Regions from separate parts of the Homo sapiens genome. Here region 1 is linked to region 2. The links are chromatin loops, found by intact Hi-C in ENCODE. Cell type or tissue: heart left ventricle. All regions are shown on one strand. Each heading gives the region's core, and the rest is flanking DNA. Links, peaks and the distances in the headings are about the cores only. Region 1 overlaps PHACTR2 (phosphatase and actin regulator 2). Region 2 overlaps PHACTR2 (phosphatase and actin regulator 2).

What was found. A loop is a pair of places that touch in the nucleus more often than their neighbours do. Peaks named below come from ENCODE experiments on the same cell type or tissue, not always from the same donor. Only the 100,000 strongest peaks of a DNase experiment are listed, where the experiment ranks them.
Region 1: it touches region 2 in a loop (2.6-fold over the local background); 1 of 110 quality-filtered maps calls a loop at or near these places.

What each region holds. Positions count from the first base shown.
Region 1 is chr6:143,805,244-143,809,639 of GRCh38, forward strand. It overlaps PHACTR2 (phosphatase and actin regulator 2), which reads left to right. Exons shown (of 13, transcript NM_001100164.2): 12 at 1,814-1,890. Among named protein-coding and RNA genes, the nearest start is that of LTV1, 36 kb to the right of the region's middle. In heart left ventricle, for the core only: no CTCF peak of the experiment used is centred there; no DNase peak of the experiment used is centred there; H3K27ac peaks cover 516 bases.
Region 2 is chr6:143,745,356-143,749,751 of GRCh38, forward strand. It overlaps PHACTR2 (phosphatase and actin regulator 2), which reads left to right. Exons shown (of 13, transcript NM_001100164.2): 3 at 3,630-3,710. Among named protein-coding and RNA genes, the nearest start is that of PHACTR2, 70 kb to the left of the region's middle. RefSeq lists enhancers at 686-1,356, 1,357-2,026, 2,027-2,696. In heart left ventricle, for the core only: no CTCF peak of the experiment used is centred there; no DNase peak of the experiment used is centred there; H3K4me3 peaks cover 276 bases; H3K27ac peaks cover 1,583 bases.

The DNA of each region.
Region 1 (4,396 bases), core at 137-4,136, 60 kb after region 2:
CCGAGGCGGGCGGATCACAAAGTCAGGAGTTTGAGACCAGCCTGGCCAACATGGTGAAACCTCGTCTCTACTAAAAATACAAAAAATTAGCCAGGCACGGTGGTGCATGCATGTAATCCCAGCTGCTCGGGAGGCTGAGGCAGGAGAATCACTTGAACCTGGGAGGCGGAGGTTGCAGTGAGCCAAGATCGTACCACTGCACTCCAGCCTGGGTGACAAGAGTGAAACTCCGTCTCAAAAAAAAAAAAAAAAAAAAACCTCCTTTCAAGGAAGAACGTTTTATAGATGTTAATTGGCGAGTGGTATAGAGCAGCCTCACTCTTTCTCCTTCTGGTTCTAGGCATCACTTTTTGCAGTAAGCAAAAGTATCCTCACTGTTGATCGGACTAGTGAGACAAACTGGACAGCCATGTCACAGAGGACTCAGGCTCACACATATTTCTCTGCTTGCTTCTTCATTTCCAAAAGTCAGTAGCAAGCATTATTGTCACAGTTCCTAGTCACAGGTTCTCCATAGAAACTACAGGGGCTGAGGAATATATCTGGGGAGAAGAGACAATCTGTGACATGGACTTAAATATAGCATTGAAAGGAGTGTTGAGGGAAAGGCTCGTGTATTGCAGAATGATGGTTAGTTATGAGAGAGAGCTAGAGACAGGCCTCAGGGCTTTTTTTCTGTCTGTTCCCTTTCCTAAAATGTATTATTTTCCAACCACAAAGAAGACTTTTTATCTCCCAGTGAAGTCACTCCCTGTGACTTATCATTCTTAGTTTTGGCTGAAGAGTCCATTTTGCCTAGAGGTTACAGGGGTGTTTTTATTAGCACCTTTTTAAAAACATGAGTAAAACATTCTTTATAGAGAAGTTAGGAAATAAAAATAAGCAAAAATTTGAAACCACGAACCATCTGTAATCCTGCCACTATTTGTTAACAGATAACTAATGTTAACATTTCAGTCTGAATGGCGTAAGCATCCCCTCAAATACCAAAAATTACGTGACACGGATTATGTGTTCTTTAAATAGCAATGCATTCTATTTGATATTTTCTTTGGGTAGCTTTAAGGATTATGCTGAAATTATAAGTTCTATTTCTATAAACTTCCAATATTAAAGAATATATAAGCAACTGCTTTCTCTGTAGCTCTCTGGCAGCTAGTCAAAGCCATGTTGTTGTAGGCAATATTCTATGTAGAACTTTCCATAGGAAAATGGTATTGCTTCTCAGAAAATGTCATGACCTGCACTTTCCTTGTGGTCATCGTGGGTGGGGGATGTTCCGTGTGACTCATAGACCAGACTCAAGGATGAGTTTAGCAAAGGCCCGCTCCCACTCCCTCTTGCCAATGGCACTTGAAGGAAGTCTATCATGGTTTTAGTTTGGCTATAGTATGATATTATATTTATTACACCTTAAAAGAATGTCTAAGCTCAGTATGGTGGCTCATGCCTGTAATTTCAGCACTTTGAGAAACTGAGGTGAGAGGATCACTTGAGCCTAGAAGTTCGAGATCAGCCTGGGCAACATCTTGAGACTGTGTCTCTACCAAAAAAAATTTAAAAATTAGCTGAGCATGGTGGCGCACACCTGTAATCCGAGCTACTGGGAATGCTGAGTTGGGAGGATCACTTGAGCCCAGGAGTTTGAGGCTGCAATGAGCCATGATCTCGCCACTCCACTCCAGCTTGGATGACAGAGCGAGACTCTATCTCTTAAAAAAAAAAAAAAGGTCTGCTTCATTGATGCTGTATATACTGGGGCAATATATGACCTAAATAACAGTTCTGTTTATCTATTTTTTTTCCTGTTTAGGCAGCAATAAGGAAAGAACTAAATGAATTTAAAAGCACAGAAATGGAAGTTCATGAAGAGAGTCGACAGTTTACAAGGTAGGTGACAAAATGCAGCTTAGAAATTGAAAATGCTTAAGATGTGATCCCATGTTGAGTTGGTTAAAAAAAGAAATTGCTTACAATGGTAAATTTTATGATAGGTATATTTCATCACAATTAAAAAATGTTTTTAAACAGTTTAGCTTAAAACCATCTTATGAACATTTCCGCTTCTCTCACATTCATCCTTGTTGGCTTTTAAGAACCTAATAGTCAATGTGACAGTTTTAAAGATATGACTAGATAAGATTGTAAATTTCTAGAATTTCATAATAAACTCAGCTATCTCCTTCAAGAACACTAAAACTAATCATGCTGAATAAGAATTTCTAAAATTAAATCTTTTCTTTCAAGGAAGTCTGAATCATTCCATGGGGCTACATTTTGGTTCCTTTCTTCGTTTTTTTCTGGGTCTGAAGACATCATTTATTCTGCTCTTGAACAGACTTAGTTGAAGTTGTATGCCCAGAATAGATGCTGGCGAGAGTCAGTGTGGGCACATACATAACACTTTGGTTTCACAATAGACATAACACAGGATTGAAGCTGACTTTTCAGAAGATGTAACTTTAGGATGGGAATCCTGATTTTACTGGTGACGAAGGAGATCGCTATCATCTTACCATTTTTCCCTCAGTCCCTTTCGGTTTCTTTCACAGGTTACCTAACCCGGTAACAAATATTGATCCCCTAAGCTACAGCCATACATCCTGGTGCCACTGTTCCTGCAGTCCCGGTGATGATGGTACTGTGTGCTGGGAGCATGTCACAATATAAAGGAAGTTGCTGTATAACCTCCAACTTTAACAGCAAACTTCCCTGAAATTGATGGGGGAGGAGTGAGGTTTGTTATCATAGACTTGCTCCACAGCTTTTCTTCCTATCTTACTGTCTTGTGTGCCAGAGAAACTCCCCTTTCTTTCAGGGTTACAGTTGGCCTTCCATATCTATGGGTTCCCCATCTGTGGAGTCAACTGACCACAATCCAAAATTTTTTTTTTTTTTTTTTTTGAGACAGAGTCTTGCTCTGTCACCCAGGCTGGGGTGCAGTGATGCAATCTCAGCTTACTGCAACCTCCACCTCCCGGGTTCAAGCGATTCTCCTGTGTCAGCCTCCAAGTAGCTGGGATTACAGGCATGTGCCACCATACCTGGCTAATTTTTGTATTAATAGCAGAGACAGGGTTTCACCATGTTGGTCCAGCTGGTCTCAAACTCCTAACCTAGAGTGATCCGCCCACCTCAGCCTCTCAGAATGCTGGGATTACAGGCATAAGCCACCACACCCAGCCCAAAATATTTTTTAAAACAAATATAAAATAACACCACAACAATAAAAATAACACAGAGCATAAAACGATACTGTATAATAGCTATTTATACAGCATTTACATTGTATTAGGTAGTATAAGTAATCTAAAGATTATTTAAAGTATACAAGAGGATGGGTGTAGGTTGTATGTAAATTCTACACCATTTTCTATCAGGGACTTGAGGAATCCATGGATTTTGGTATCTGAAGGGGTCCTGGAATGAATCCCCTGCAGACACCAAGAGCTGAATGTACTTCTTCTTTATTTTTTTATTTCCTCCTATATCATTTGTTTTTATATACATGTAGAGCGTTCCAACATCCTGAATGGATTTTTATCTATTTGAGGGCTTTATTCTATCATAATCTACTCTGAGACCAACAACATGTCCCTATCAAGCCAGACATTTTTGTCCCCCTCTTTTCTCCCTTCCACTTCTAGGGTCGGGAAAAATGTATGCTAAAATGTGACACCTGTAGTTGCTCTTCTGAAGTAAAGTTGATTATTAAAAGGTGGAATATTTTGAGTGACATCATGCTGGCTGGGGCCTCCGGGCAACTGGGAAGATAGAGTGCTTGGTGCAGTTGGGTCCTGATCCCTGAGCTGCAGTGACTGCACTCAACCCATACATTATCATTCGGGATAGTTTTGCTTCTGCATAGTTTTCCTAGAAGTTGGAGTATCTGATAGCCTTATCTTCATTTGATAGCATGATATAAAGAACAAATTACAGTCAAAAGGAATCAAATTTTAAAAGTACATTTTTATGGAAGTTCTCATTTTATGAAAAATAAATATTTATACTAAAAGAGGTTCTTTCTGTTCTGTTGTACTCTATATGAAGAAGCACAATAAAATTGGAGTACAGGGAGAAGTAAGGGTCATTTTGTTTTTGTGGGGGTATTTTTTGTTTTTTTGTTTGTTTGTTTGTTTGTTTTTTTAGTAGAGATGAGGTCTTGCTATGTTGCCCAGGCTGGTCTTGAAGTCCTGAGCTCAAGCGATCCTCCCAGCTCAGTCTACCAAAGTGTTGTGATTAAAGGCATGAGCCACTGCACCTGGCTTCTTTTTTATATATGTATTTGTATGTACAAAAATAATATATTCTAATTAAGCATTCAAGCAATACAAAATTCTATTAAGTATAAATGAAAAACCTTCACTCCTTTCCCAACCTCATTTCTGTTCTCACA
Region 2 (4,396 bases), core at 228-4,227:
GACTCCTTCTCTGGAATACCTTCCTCAAAATGAGGGTGATCGATACTGAAGTGGGTTGCGCCTTAAAGTGAGCATCTTCCCTCTGAATGATTTTAAGCAGGTGAGCACATCTCAGGAATATTCTGAGACAGCCCCTGCTTTGTGCGGTGTGTTGGACTAGAATGACCTCTCAGATTCATTGCAATGCAAACCCCCTCTGAGCCCATGAAAAAGTGTCCAGTGAATGTGCTCTGCAAACATGCAGGCACTATATAAACAAGAGGCAAATATTTTAAAAGGTGAAGAATGAGATACTTGTACTGCTGTGAGAGCGGTGGTTGGAATGTTGTGCCCCAGCAACATACTTTCCGTGCTCGGTCGCCTGCAGTTTGTTCTCATTGGCCCTGTACAGAGGTATCCGCATTGTGTGTTAAATACGCTCTCAGCGAAAGACCAAACAAATAGCCAACGGCATTTTCCTATCAGAGCCTGTTTATAGGAGGTAGAGCAAAAGAACAAAGCTGTTGGTTTTGATTCTTGGCAGGAAGCCAAGGCTGCTGCTTCAAAGCTCCAGAGTTTACAAGGAAGAAAGAGGGGGAATTTTTAGTTTACAAGGAAGAAAGGGGGAATTTTTAGCTGAGACTAAGTTAGAATTTAAGCAAAACTCAAAACTAAAACTAAAGAATCCTCCGGGATCCATAATGGAAAGGCAGAATAAGAAACCTGGTATGTTTCAGGCTATCGGATGATTTTTTAGTGCAAGAACGAACGTTTTAAAAGGTGCCCGAGCAGAGATTACAGACAGCCTCGATTAATGACACAGGATCACTCAGCATTTGAGCTGGATGAATTGTCCTTAGTGATCCTTGAATTGTGTCCCTTATTTTACAGATAATGGATTAGAGGCCCAGGAACTCAAAATGACTGCCCAGGGTCACTCAACAAGTTGTAGGAATTCAAGGACTAGAATCCAGGACTCCTGGCAGCCATTTTGTGTTTTGGGCAATTTTAAAGAAGCAGCAAACCAGTAAAAGTTTTGTTTCTTATGAGCAAAGGGCCGGTTAGGAAGACAGCCACCGTGATTGAATGCTGAATTGGCAGTGCATTTGGTTTGCGAGAATGTGGCCCGATCCCTAGGCCAGCGGCACTTGCTCTTGCAGTTGCCACCTTCATCCTTAAGTTTAGGGCAGAACAGCCGTGAATCTCTGGGCCTGTTCCCAGGAATGGAGGCCAAGACAACTGTTGGAGGAGGTCTACAGAGTCCCGCCACCCCTCAGAGCCCAGTCAAGCATGAATGGGCTTTTACAATCCGTAGGAGGCTGCAGTGGTCAAGGTCCTTCTAAAGCACCTGCAAAATCCCAGCAGTGTCCCACCTGTCACTGTGGGTGTTCTTTGGCTTCCTGCCGTTGATAAGAGTTCTCTCCTTTTTGACAAGAGGCCGAACAAATTGAAACTGTATTTAAATAACAACACTCTTTTTACATAATAGAACACCCAGTTTAAAAAAAAAAAAAAGACTCTTTGCCCGGTTAACTTTTTTCATTGAAATTACTAACCTTTAAGTGAGCTGTTGTTACTTGCTTCTGGAAGATACAGGAAGAATGGGGTCAGTGAGGAATCTAAAGGAAGGGAGGGAAGCCTTCTGTGTATGTCTCCTTTTTAACCCAAAGCTGTTCGTTGTCATTCTTTTGACCATTTATTCATTCATTCACTCATTTTCCTGTTTGTTTCTATTCTGATTCTATCCAAAAAAAGTTTGACAAAATGTGCAGTAAAGAGCTTATATATTGTACATAAAATATAAGTCAAGTCAGGTTTTAGAGAAGGAGGAAACAGAGATTCCATCCACGAATTGTCATATGAAATCTGTGTCAAATATCCAGTTTTACTCTGATCTTTCTAGCAACCAGGATTTAAAAAGGAATACACAATTTCTATTATCAGAAAGGAAAAAAAAATCCAGGTTCTTCAAGAGACTAAGCGTTGCTATTCTGTGGCACATGCAATTAGCAAACACTTAAGGAAGACTTTCATGCACTTACTACAAAGCTGGCTGCCCAGGGCGCATCCTCCCACCCTGTCTCCTATCAGTGTCCTTGCTTGAGGCCCTGGAGCCCCTGAGCAAACATGTTCTTAGTGTTATCACAAATGTCTTCTTAGTGTTATCACCTGCTCCCTTTGGATGTGTCAGAACCTGGTTTGGGGTAATGGCTTTAGTTTAGTTGAAACGATGTTGTCTAGAGCAGTTCCAGGATTTGCAGATAATGAGCCCAGGAGTAGGAATCGGGGAACGTCAGAAATCTCGTGCTACTGCAGCTGCATGTTGTCTACCAGTGTAGCTTTCCTGCTCTTCAAAGTGCCCTAGACTCCTTATCTGGCCCTTCGCTGCTGTATCAAAGTGCATTTTTGAACAGAAGGTCTGGAGGAAATAGAGTTCTGCAGAACACGCTTTGGGAAATGTTGACTCAGGATTAATAGATGACATGACCACATGTTAATTTTACGCACCTTCTTGGCCCCTGAAAGTGAGGAATGGACTTTGCAGTTGCATGGACATATAGAGCACAGGATTTAATACTATACACACTCAAGGGGAACACAATTGAGATCCTGCTCCGGAGCTCCCAAGCCCCATTCCAAAGTTCTACCAGGCATTTACATTTGTTCCAGAAGAAGGAAGAATCAATGTTAAGATCCCCATGGCTTTACATGTCTGTGAAAACTGATTATTATTATTTTTTTTTTTCTGAGATGGAGTTTCGCTCTTGTCGCCCAGGCTGGAGTGCAATGGCACGATCTTGGCTCACTGCAACTTCAGCCTCCTGGGTTCAGGCGATTTTCCTGCCTCAGCCTCCCAAATAGCTGGGGTTACAGGTGCCCACCACCATGACCAGCTAATTTTTGTATTTTTCGGAGATGGGGTTTTGCCATGTTGGCCAGGCTGGTCTCAAACTCCTGACCTCAGGTGATCCACCCACCTCGGCCCCCGCCAAAGTGCTAGGATTACAGGCATGAGCCACCGTTCCTGGCTGAAAGCTGATTATTCTTAACTGCCTTCTCCATCCTCCTAAGACCTGGGGATTGTCAGCTAATATATAAGAACTCTCTAGAATTAGTGAGAACGCAGGGGAAAGAGTTATAGAAATATGATGTGTTGGGCTTTTGTAATAGATGGAGTGAGAGAGAAAACACTAGAAAATAGTTCATTTTCCTGGAATGCAAATGGGTTACCCAGAATATTTACTGATGTTTATGTGTTTTTTTCTTTAATGTAAGCATACATATCTTCTTCATACACTGCATATCCATAGAATTATATGTTTTAGAATGCAACATTTCTAGCTTCAGCGTGAGAAGCAGGCTTTATGCTCTCTAGTTGCTATGTAATAATATGCCTGGACGCCAGGCCAAAGGTGGCCATTTGAAAGACCAGGGATGGCGGTTGGACTTCAGATCATGGGCTGCAGCCATTTGCTCTTGTCATAGCTGTGTTGATTCCACTCAGATCATGTGTTTTTTTTAAGCAACTAAGAAAACGAGTTTGAGCCCTCATGTGAGGAGAATAAATGTGCTCAATTCTACTTGGAATGTTTTTCATAATTATCTTAAGGAATGACTTGATTCTTACTTGTGCTTGTTCTTTTTAAAAGTATTAGAAAGGAAGATATCCACACGACAAAGTAGAGAGGAGCTGATAAGAAGGGGAGTGCTTAAGGAATTGCCTGATCAAGGTGAGGAAATTAATCATACATTTTAAATATTTTGGTCCTTCATTCTTTGGTTTTTCTTTTGTTTTCTTTTGAAATTTAAAGGGATCATGGTCTTTGTAAGGTAAAGCGGTGATTACTGCATTCCAAGCGCCGTGCTTCCATTGGTAATGCCTTTGTGAGCTGCAGAGAATCTGAAATATTATAGAATTCTAGTGACTTTCCTGGTGAATCCATCACCATATGTCATTCTAAACCTAAAACTCTGCAAAGGTACATCCGAGGGCAATACAGATGAGATACAAATGCTTACGGCTCCTTCTCTTCTCTATTCTTGAGCTTCAGTCTTTCTATTCACATGAAACTCATGTGTTTGAGTAAATGCAAAGTTTTAGCTTGGTTCATGCTATTTTGTTTCTTAAGACTACCAATAAAAGAGAAGAGAGAAGGCACACATACCTCTTGTCCTTTGCACTCTATAATAACACTGAAATGTACAATCAATAAAGCATGAATAGGCAAACTAAACTAACCTGCTTTCTGCTTTCTCTCATGTAATTTTGCAGTACTGTTCTCTTTTCATTTCTCTGAATCTTTCCCTAGCAATGATTATTTCTAATTTTTTCCCCTATCTCTGATCTTCTCTTTTTTTCTCTATCCTCCCGAGGAGGAACTTTGTTCAGAAAAGACAAGGATCAGATAGAAACTGG